Linked DNA regions of Mus musculus: region 2 is linked to region 1. Evidence: chromatin loops called from intact Hi-C (ENCODE). Cell type or tissue: gastrocnemius. All regions are shown on one strand. Region 1 overlaps Rpn2 (ribophorin II). Region 2 overlaps Ghrh (growth hormone releasing hormone).

Evidence for each region. A loop is a pair of places that touch in the nucleus more often than their neighbours do. Peaks named below come from ENCODE experiments on the same cell type or tissue, not always from the same donor. Only the 100,000 strongest peaks of a DNase experiment are listed, where the experiment ranks them.
Region 2: it touches region 1 in a loop (5-fold over the local background); 14 of 42 quality-filtered maps call a loop at or near these places.

What each region holds. Positions count from the first base shown.
Region 1 is chr2:157,286,208-157,290,207 of GRCm38, forward strand. It overlaps Rpn2 (ribophorin II), which reads left to right. Exons shown (of 17, transcript NM_019642.4): 3 at 3,321-3,416. Among named protein-coding and RNA genes, the nearest start is that of Mroh8, 8.7 kb to the left of the region's middle. In gastrocnemius, a CTCF peak has its summit at 1,553 (motif pointing right); a DNase peak (open chromatin) is centred at 1,554; H3K4me3 peaks cover 341 bases; H3K27ac peaks cover 767 bases.
Region 2 is chr2:157,337,152-157,341,151 of GRCm38, forward strand. The region is part of intron 1 of Ghrh (growth hormone releasing hormone); the gene reads right to left. Among named protein-coding and RNA genes, the nearest start is that of Ghrh, 7.5 kb to the right of the region's middle. In gastrocnemius, a CTCF peak has its summit at 1,747 (motif pointing left); DNase peaks (open chromatin) are centred at 1,719 and 3,271.

The DNA.
Region 1 (4,000 bases):
ATCAGTTATTGCCACAGAGCGCTCTCTCTCTCTCTCTCTCTCTCTCTCTCTCACACACACACACACACACACACAGGGTAGCTGTAGTTATTCTTAATATTGAGGCATATTTTTGTCCTGTTCATAATTTATTCAGACAATGTCCAGCACAGACAGTTTGTGGTGTGCTATAACAATGCTTCAATGCAGCCTTGCTTCCTCAGAGTGTGTGTGGGTCTCTGAGGAGAGAGTTGACGACTTGGGGGACATGCACTAGAGCACTGGCAGCAACAGAGGTTTGGTATTGTCAAGTGTAGCAAAGGAAGTTGGGATTTAGATTGATGTCAAATATTAGTAAGACCAGAATGCAGGATGAATGGTTTCTGCCAAGGACAGAAACGATTGTGAATCGTCAGATTTGGGTTTGAGGCGCACCCTCCTCTAAAGATGCCCTTTGCTGATGCTGTGAGTTTGAGGTGACATTGATTAGGGCTGAGGGTGTGAATTGAGCTGGGACTGTGTGGGAAGAGAGAAGACAAGACTGAATGAGTGAGTTTAAGAGAAGACTTGAACTTTTTGAATGAATTATGGGTTATCTGTTGAGAGAGAGGAATTAAATTGATGAGGTAATGGAGCCTCTATAAATTATGGGCTCACTAGTACTTAAAGTGTTGGCTAGGAGTTGGTGTCTAGGGCAGCTGGAGCGGAGATATTGGAAAGTGCAGTAGACAGTGTGTACAGAAACGGGGCTGAGTGGCAAAGGATATGCCTACATAGTGTGAGGTCTGAGAGAAGGCAAGAGGGTCTGGACTTGATGTGGAAGGAGGTGAGGGAGAAGGTGGGCAGGAAAGAGCCATGTAGGGCATGGTACCCGGTTAGGTTGGAGGCTGGAAGAAGAAAGCACAGGGGTTCTTTGCTCAAGAGGATGTTGGGGTCCTTGGGGTTTTAACAAAGGACACAAAGAGCTGGGGTGTGCAGATACCGGCTGTGTAGAGTGGTTCTCAGCCTCCCGTCGGTCGGTAAGGTAGATGTCTGGAATGTGGAGAGCAGCTACAGTCAGAGCTGCATATTCCCTAGAAGAGCCAGCTGAAGCCTCAGCCCTGGACCGGAGAGGGGGCCCTCACTGAGCGTCCTGAGCAGGTGTTAGGAAGTTCCCCTACTCCTGCCCACTGCTGCTAGTGCTGTCAGGCATCAAAAACTTTGAGGCCATGAACATTGATTGTCCCTGTAACATGAGAGTAGGTGCAGTGCTGAATCTACTCCAGAGCAGATGATTTTAGCAGCCTCTTAGTGGAGGGTGCAGCCAGGCTGCCTGGCTCTGAAGCTGAGCACAGCCGGGCTGCCTGGCTCGGAAGCTGAGCTCTCCCACTTAGGAATGACTGTGGTTGCCCTGCTTTGCTTCTCTGGATCTGGTCTTCTTCTCTATGAATGTAAGACAGTAGAAGTGTCTGTGTGTAGGGTTGTTTGAGGATGAAACAAGAAATCCCCCAAGAAGCACTCAGAACACCCTGACACACTTGAAGTGGGGAAGAGGTACCTTACTTGTGGGGGCCTGGTGCTGTCTTTTCATTTTCAAAGCAGCAGAGGGCAGCAGAGCACTTGTTAGCGTCTTGGTTGTGTGTAGCGTTTCCTTCTTTAGATCCTGGTTTATAGCAGATGAAGTATTCTATTTCTTTCCTTTTCCCTCTGGTTCTTCCAGACTGTACTAAAGTTGAAACGCATTTGTTTTGAGGATCTTAAGTTTTGTTCCTAACATTTTTAATAGGGTTTGTTTTGGTTTGAGTGACCCAGGCTTGCAGTGAGACACGACATAGTGTAGCTTAGCTGTTGGGGGAAGGTACCAGGCAGTGTCCTGGTTCGCCCACTCCTGCTCCCTAGTCCATTTCCCAGAGGGCCCTACTTTTTCTTTTCTGTGATTTAAGCATCAAATTCTAGTACTTGAGCAAGCTAGGCAAGTATTCTGTCTCTGAGCAGTACCCCAAAAGTGCCAGAAGCACCCACTTTTGGCTGGGTTGGCCATAAAATCTTAAATAGCTGAGATTTTAGGGTTTCTGTTTTGTTTTGAGACAGAGTCTCTACAGAGCTCTGGCTAACCTGGAACTCACTATGTAGACCAAGCTGGTTTCGAACACATAGCTTGTCTTTGTGTTCTGACTACTGGAATTAATGGTATGTGCTATCATGCCTGGCAACTGTTTTATACTGTCTGATCCAAAGTGTTTAGCAGAGTGACTTGTCTCCCTTGTAGTTCAGTGGAACAGAAGTGGTTGAATTTTGTTTTGTGCTCCCTTACTGTGATGGAAACAATGTTCTCTGGCAGCCAGCACTGATGACCTGTGGCAAGTTCTTTGGGGAACATAGGGCAAGGGTGGGCTGTGGCTTATCATGGGATGAATATCATCAAAAGCCACAGGGAACAGGTGCATGTGAACAGAGGTGAAGGGAGGACCTCACTTGGCAGATAGGAGAGACAAGGAAATTAGAGGGGGTGGGTAATCCAAGGACAGGAAAGTTGTTCAACTGGGAAGTATAGGAGACTAAGGTTCTGGGGTCAGAGGTGGCCCTGCTGATGATATGCCACTCAGACATTGTGCGCTGTGCTGGCAACTTTGGATCTTCTCTGGGGATGGTGGGAACCATGGGGGCTTTAATAATAAAGCAGCATGGGTCCCTTGTACAGAATAGATTGCATGCCTGGAAGCAGTTAAAAGAGGGCTGTAACAATGAGGTGAGAGATGACATGGACCTACCCTAGGCAGTGATGAGCCAGGGGTCAGTGGAAAGGAAGCAGGCTAGGTGGTTGCAGGGGCGGGAAGAGGCAGCCACAATTCCTGGCCCTGGTTTGGGTGGTTAGATGCACGGTGATGCTTGGGCCTAAGCCTGGAAGAAGAGGTGCCTTTAAAGTCACTTGTCTCATGTGGCTTCAGAGCCATGGCACTGAGAAACTTGGCATTAGGGGACACATGACTCTGCCATCTCCCACGGGCCACTTATCTACTACGTCCCAGTTCCTTTTTCTGCTAAAGGAGATAATGATGCTGTCTTGGAGAGCCTTATGCTCATCGAATGGAAGAGCATTGTGATATCCAGCACAGGTCATGGCCAGAGCAGGACATTTGTTAAGTGGTTTCTACCCACTTCAGCCTTGTTTCTTGTGTGAAGTCAGTAGTTTGGGGTAATAGTGCCCTATGAAAAGTAACTATTGAAAAGAACTAAATCTAGGACAGTCCACACTTTAAGTCTCCTAGAAGGTTTGGGGTTTCATTTTGCACCCCACAGTTTCGCTTTTCCTAGTTACTGCATTACGTTACCACTTATCCTTGACTTTCTCCCGTGTTTAGAAAGCGTGTACCTTCATCAAGTCCAACCTTGATCCCAGCAACGTGGATTCTCTCTTCTATGCAGCCCAGTCCAGCCAGGTCCTCTCAGGCTGTGAGGTGAGCCCAGGTTCCTACACTACCATTTGTTTGTTTGTTTGCAGTAAAGAGCATTTTTAAAAGGGACATAATGTCAGGTTGTTAATGTAATTTTTAAAAATGGCAAACTGTTAGTGTGGGATAGAATTCCATCTGCATAATTTTAGTCCTATAAGAAAGTCTATTTCCCTTTAAGTGTTCACTGTAATAGTTTTTAGATCACTTTTTCTTACAGTTCTTCTCTCTCTTATGGAAGGCTTTGAGGTTGTCTTTCCCTTCTTTAACCTTTAAAAACATTCCGTGCATCCTCACCTCAGATTCTCGATCATTCAGTCGATGTAGATTACTTTAAGTGGACAAGCAGCGTGTTGTTATCCTTTGGGAGATTTCTGTTGCTGTGATGAAACGGCATGACCCAAAGCACCTTGGAGTGGGAGGGGGTTGGGGACGGTTATTTGGCTTACACTTCCACGTCACAGTTCATCATCGAGAGTAGTCAGTGCGGGAACTCTAGGCCGGAACTGGGGAAGAGGCAGTAGAGGATAGCTGTTCACCTGCTTGTTCCTCGTGGCCTGCTCAGCCTGCTCACTCATATGCCCCAGGAC
Region 2 (4,000 bases), 51 kb after region 1:
GCCACCCAAAGCCACCCAAAGCCACCCAAAACCACTAGACCTCTCCTGAGGGGACACTGCACTCTGAACAGGTACTATCTATCCTCACCAGCCTGTGGACACAGAGGCCGGCCATGGGCCATTTGACTTGGTTTCTGTGAGTTGGTGAGAGATCAATTTTTCTTGCCCCCATCCGTCCCTACCCCCAGGACCGCCCCCTCTCACCTCCGAGGTGACAGGTATCTCTCTCCGATTGAGGTTCTGCTCAGGTCCCACTGACCGCAGACTGGGCATCTGCTCCAGCCACCGCCGTAATTCCCTTTTATACCTTCATTTTCCTAAGTGTTGTCAGCGTCAGAGAGTCGATTGCGCAGAGGTCAACCAAACGTGCCGTTTTTAGCATCGGACAAATTAATGGAGGGAAGTGGTTTCTGTGCCCCCACTAATTAAGACTCATACTGAACTTTTCCTTCGTCTTTGTGGGGGTGAACAGAATATAATGTTGAATGATTATTCTGACGCTAAGATTCTACTAATTATATTTGCAACCATGTCATGGCTTTGCTCACTCCCCCAAACTGTGCTTTTCCAAGTTCCTATAATTCTGTTTTGTCCACACGTAACTTTATTTCACTATGGAGTAGACAATATTACCAATAAGTGGTTTTATTTTCCCCTTTAGTGGGGAAAATTGTTCACCGTCTCCCTTGTCATCCAATTATCAGAATGTCCCTGGGTTTGATTTATACCAGCTGCTGCCGTCAACAGGCAGATTTTGACAGCCGAACCCTGGAGCAACCTCTGTAATGTGTCAGGACAGCCCGACACTGAAGCTGCCTCAGAGAAGTGTGAAGGGAGAGAGAAGAGATGGGGACCTTGGGAGAACTGTGATGTTTCCAGACTTTTCTAGCCTGTAGCTAAGCATTCTCAAGAAAGGCATTAAAGTGGCTGAGGCAAATGTGCTGGCTTCTCATGGGACCCTGTGGACCAGCAGAGAGAGATCCACATGGAGGTCAGAGACCTGCCTTCTCTCCACTCTGTCACTTACAACCTCTCTGACCCCTGCAAGCTCCTTCTACCCTTAAGGCGACAGTCTCTGTACCTGGGAATAACAGCTTTCAAAGGTTTTAAAAGTTTCTTTTCTTTGGACATCTATATAACTAGAGCTCATAAAACAGATTCTTAAGGGCCTCACTGAGTCTTGGAGTGTGTGTATCCGATATGCCAACTTTTTTTTTCCTTTGAGACAGGGTTTCTCTGTATAGCCCTAACTGTCCTGGAATTCAGCTTGTAGACCAGGCTGGCCTCAAACTCAGAAATCCGCCTGCCTCTGCCTCCCGAGTGCTGGGATTAAAAGCATGTGCCACCATGCCCAGCTTCCGGTGTGTCAGCATTTTAGGAGGCTGAGTCCAGGAGTTCAAGGCTAGCTTGGGCAATATAGCAAGGAGCCTGCTCAAAAGCAGGCAGAGTAGAGACAGCTCAGTCTGTAAAGGGCTTGTGATCAGAGGAATGAAGTCCTTTTTCTCCCATTGTGTGTCTCTGACAGCTTGCTTATCCACGCACCCTGAGGAACCTTTAAGTTCATTCTTGTTGGAGGCTGTACATTAAGATTCACTCCACAGAGCTGGAGCTTAGTGATCAAGAGCACAGGCTGCTCTTTCTGAGGACATACGTTTGATCTCACAGGGTGACTCAGCCATCTCTAACTCCAGTCCCAGGGCATCCCAACGCCCTCTTCTGGCCTCTGTGGGTACTGCATGCATAGGGTGCTCAGACCTACTTGTGGCAAAACACCCCCATGCACAAAATTATAAATAAATAAATAAATAAATAAATAAAACTTGTGTCTTAAAATTATCAATCTTGGCAAGACTTAGTGAGAATGGGCAAATCCATTCGTCTTGGAGGGTTCTAGGAGGGGAACCGTTGTTGTGCAGTAAGAGAATACTTTGAATATTCAAAAAGCTGCCAAGCATTAAAGTGTCTCAGCAAGTGAAAGAGGAGAGGAGGAGGAGGGGGAGGAGGAAGAGGAAGAAGAGGAGGAGGAGGGAGAGGAGGAGAAAGAGGAAGAAGAGGAAGAGGAGGAAGAAGAGGAGGAGGAGGGAGAGGAGAAGGAGGGAGAGGAGGAGGGAGAGGAGGAGGAAGAAGAGGAGAGGAGGGGGAGAAAGAAGAGGAGGAGGAGGAAGAGGAGGAGGAAGAAAAGGAGGAGGAGGGGGAGAAGGAGGAAGAGGAGGAGAAAGAGGAAGAAGAGGAAGAGAAGGAAGAGGAGGAGGAAGAGGAGAAGGAGGGGGAGGAGGAGTGAGAGGAGGAGGAAGAAGAGGAGGAGAGGGGGGAGGAGGAGGAGGAAGAAGAGGAAGAGGATGAAGAGGGACTGACTAACAAACTGTCCTCCAGACCCAAGTTGTGCCTTTTGCATTCCCTCCAGGGCGAGGGAGCACTACTGCTGGCCAGTTCTTAATCCAGCATTTGTTTCCTTCTCTTACAAACTCTTACTAAACATCTAATTAGCCCCCACCACCCCCAGGCTGCAGCGCTCTTTGCACTAGTGATCCTGAGCGCCAAGGTCTCATTTCCGCCATTTGGGAATGTCTGGGTCTCTGTCCTCTGAGCTGGATTTGGGCCTTGAGAAATAAGGAGACCCAGCATCAGAGGGCTGTGAGAAGCAGAAGCTTCAATTCCAAAAACACACAAAAGCGCTCAAGAATTGCAGGGAGAAGGAAAGGTCACTTTAACCAGGAAGCACTTCTTCAGCTGGGAAAGGAGGCGGCCAGTGAGTTCCTATGAAACCACGCTCTGCCCCACGAGGGAATCTGGACAGGGCACTTCATCCTTCTGCACCCCAGTTACTGCGTTTGCAAGGTGGGGTCATGACACCTGCCTCCCCGGTAAGGAAGTGGAGACAGGCTGTGTCTTAGCAACAATTTCCAGCCAGTCCTGAGCTCAGAAAGCCAAGCGGAATGGTTAGGGAAGCTGGAAGCCATCTTACTAACAGGCTTTATTTGTTGACAAGCCTACTAAAATGGGGTGAGAAAGCCAGAGTCTCAAGAATAAAAATCCAGCCTCCACCTCCGATTCCCACCACCCCGCTCTGGCTGGCTGGCCTCGCTCAGCACTGGCTCCTTCCCAAGATGTGTTTTTAACCCGACCTTAATTAGTGATTGTGTTGGTGTCTAGGGGCTTGAGCTGAAACAAAAAAGAAAGCACCCCAGAGAGAGGTGGATTCTAGAAGTCCCCCCAAAGGCTGGGGCAGCGGTGGACAGGCTGAGAGGGAGACAGGCCGCACATTTGTGTTGCAAATTTCCAGTGTGAGAGCCAGCCATTCAAAGAGGTGGCTGCTGCAGGCTGGGCAGGCAGTGGGGAGGGAGAGCCCATGAACAAAGGGGGCCTATCTGTGGGCCTCAGACCCCACTTTGTGTGAACGATGGAAGCATTCCCAGCCTGCCCCAGAGCACTGTGCAGGAGATGGAGAAGTCCCAGACCCTGGACTTCCCGGTTCCCTTGACTCTCTTGCCCTTCTGGGTCTGTTTATGGAGTCCTCAGTAGCAAGGGTCACGTGGATGTACATGTGTGTTATGTCAGAGCCAGGCCACCAGTGTTGGCTACTGTAGCCTTTCTGGGTGGCCCCAGACAAGTCACTTGATTTCTCTGAGCCTTGGTTTCTTTTTCTGTAAACTGGCCTGGTTGGTCCTCTCTCCTAGTCTGTATGGTTCCTCCAGAAAAGGCGCATTGGCTGGGTGGTAATGCTGAAGCCCCCCCCCTTTTAAAAAACAAAAAACAAAAACAAACAAACAAAAAAAACCAGCCTGTATCCAAGGAGGTCTCCAATGAAGAGGCAAAGTCAAGACTTGCCTATCCAAGCTGGTCTCTAATCCCAGCATCCTCCATCCCGGTAGATGGAGGTAGAAGGACCACAAGGTCAAGGAGGGTTCAAGGCCGGCCTAGGTAATTTTCAAAATAAAAATTTTAAAGGGGACTGGAATTGTAGCTCAGCGATGCACAGTTGTCTCTGTGTAACACCTCC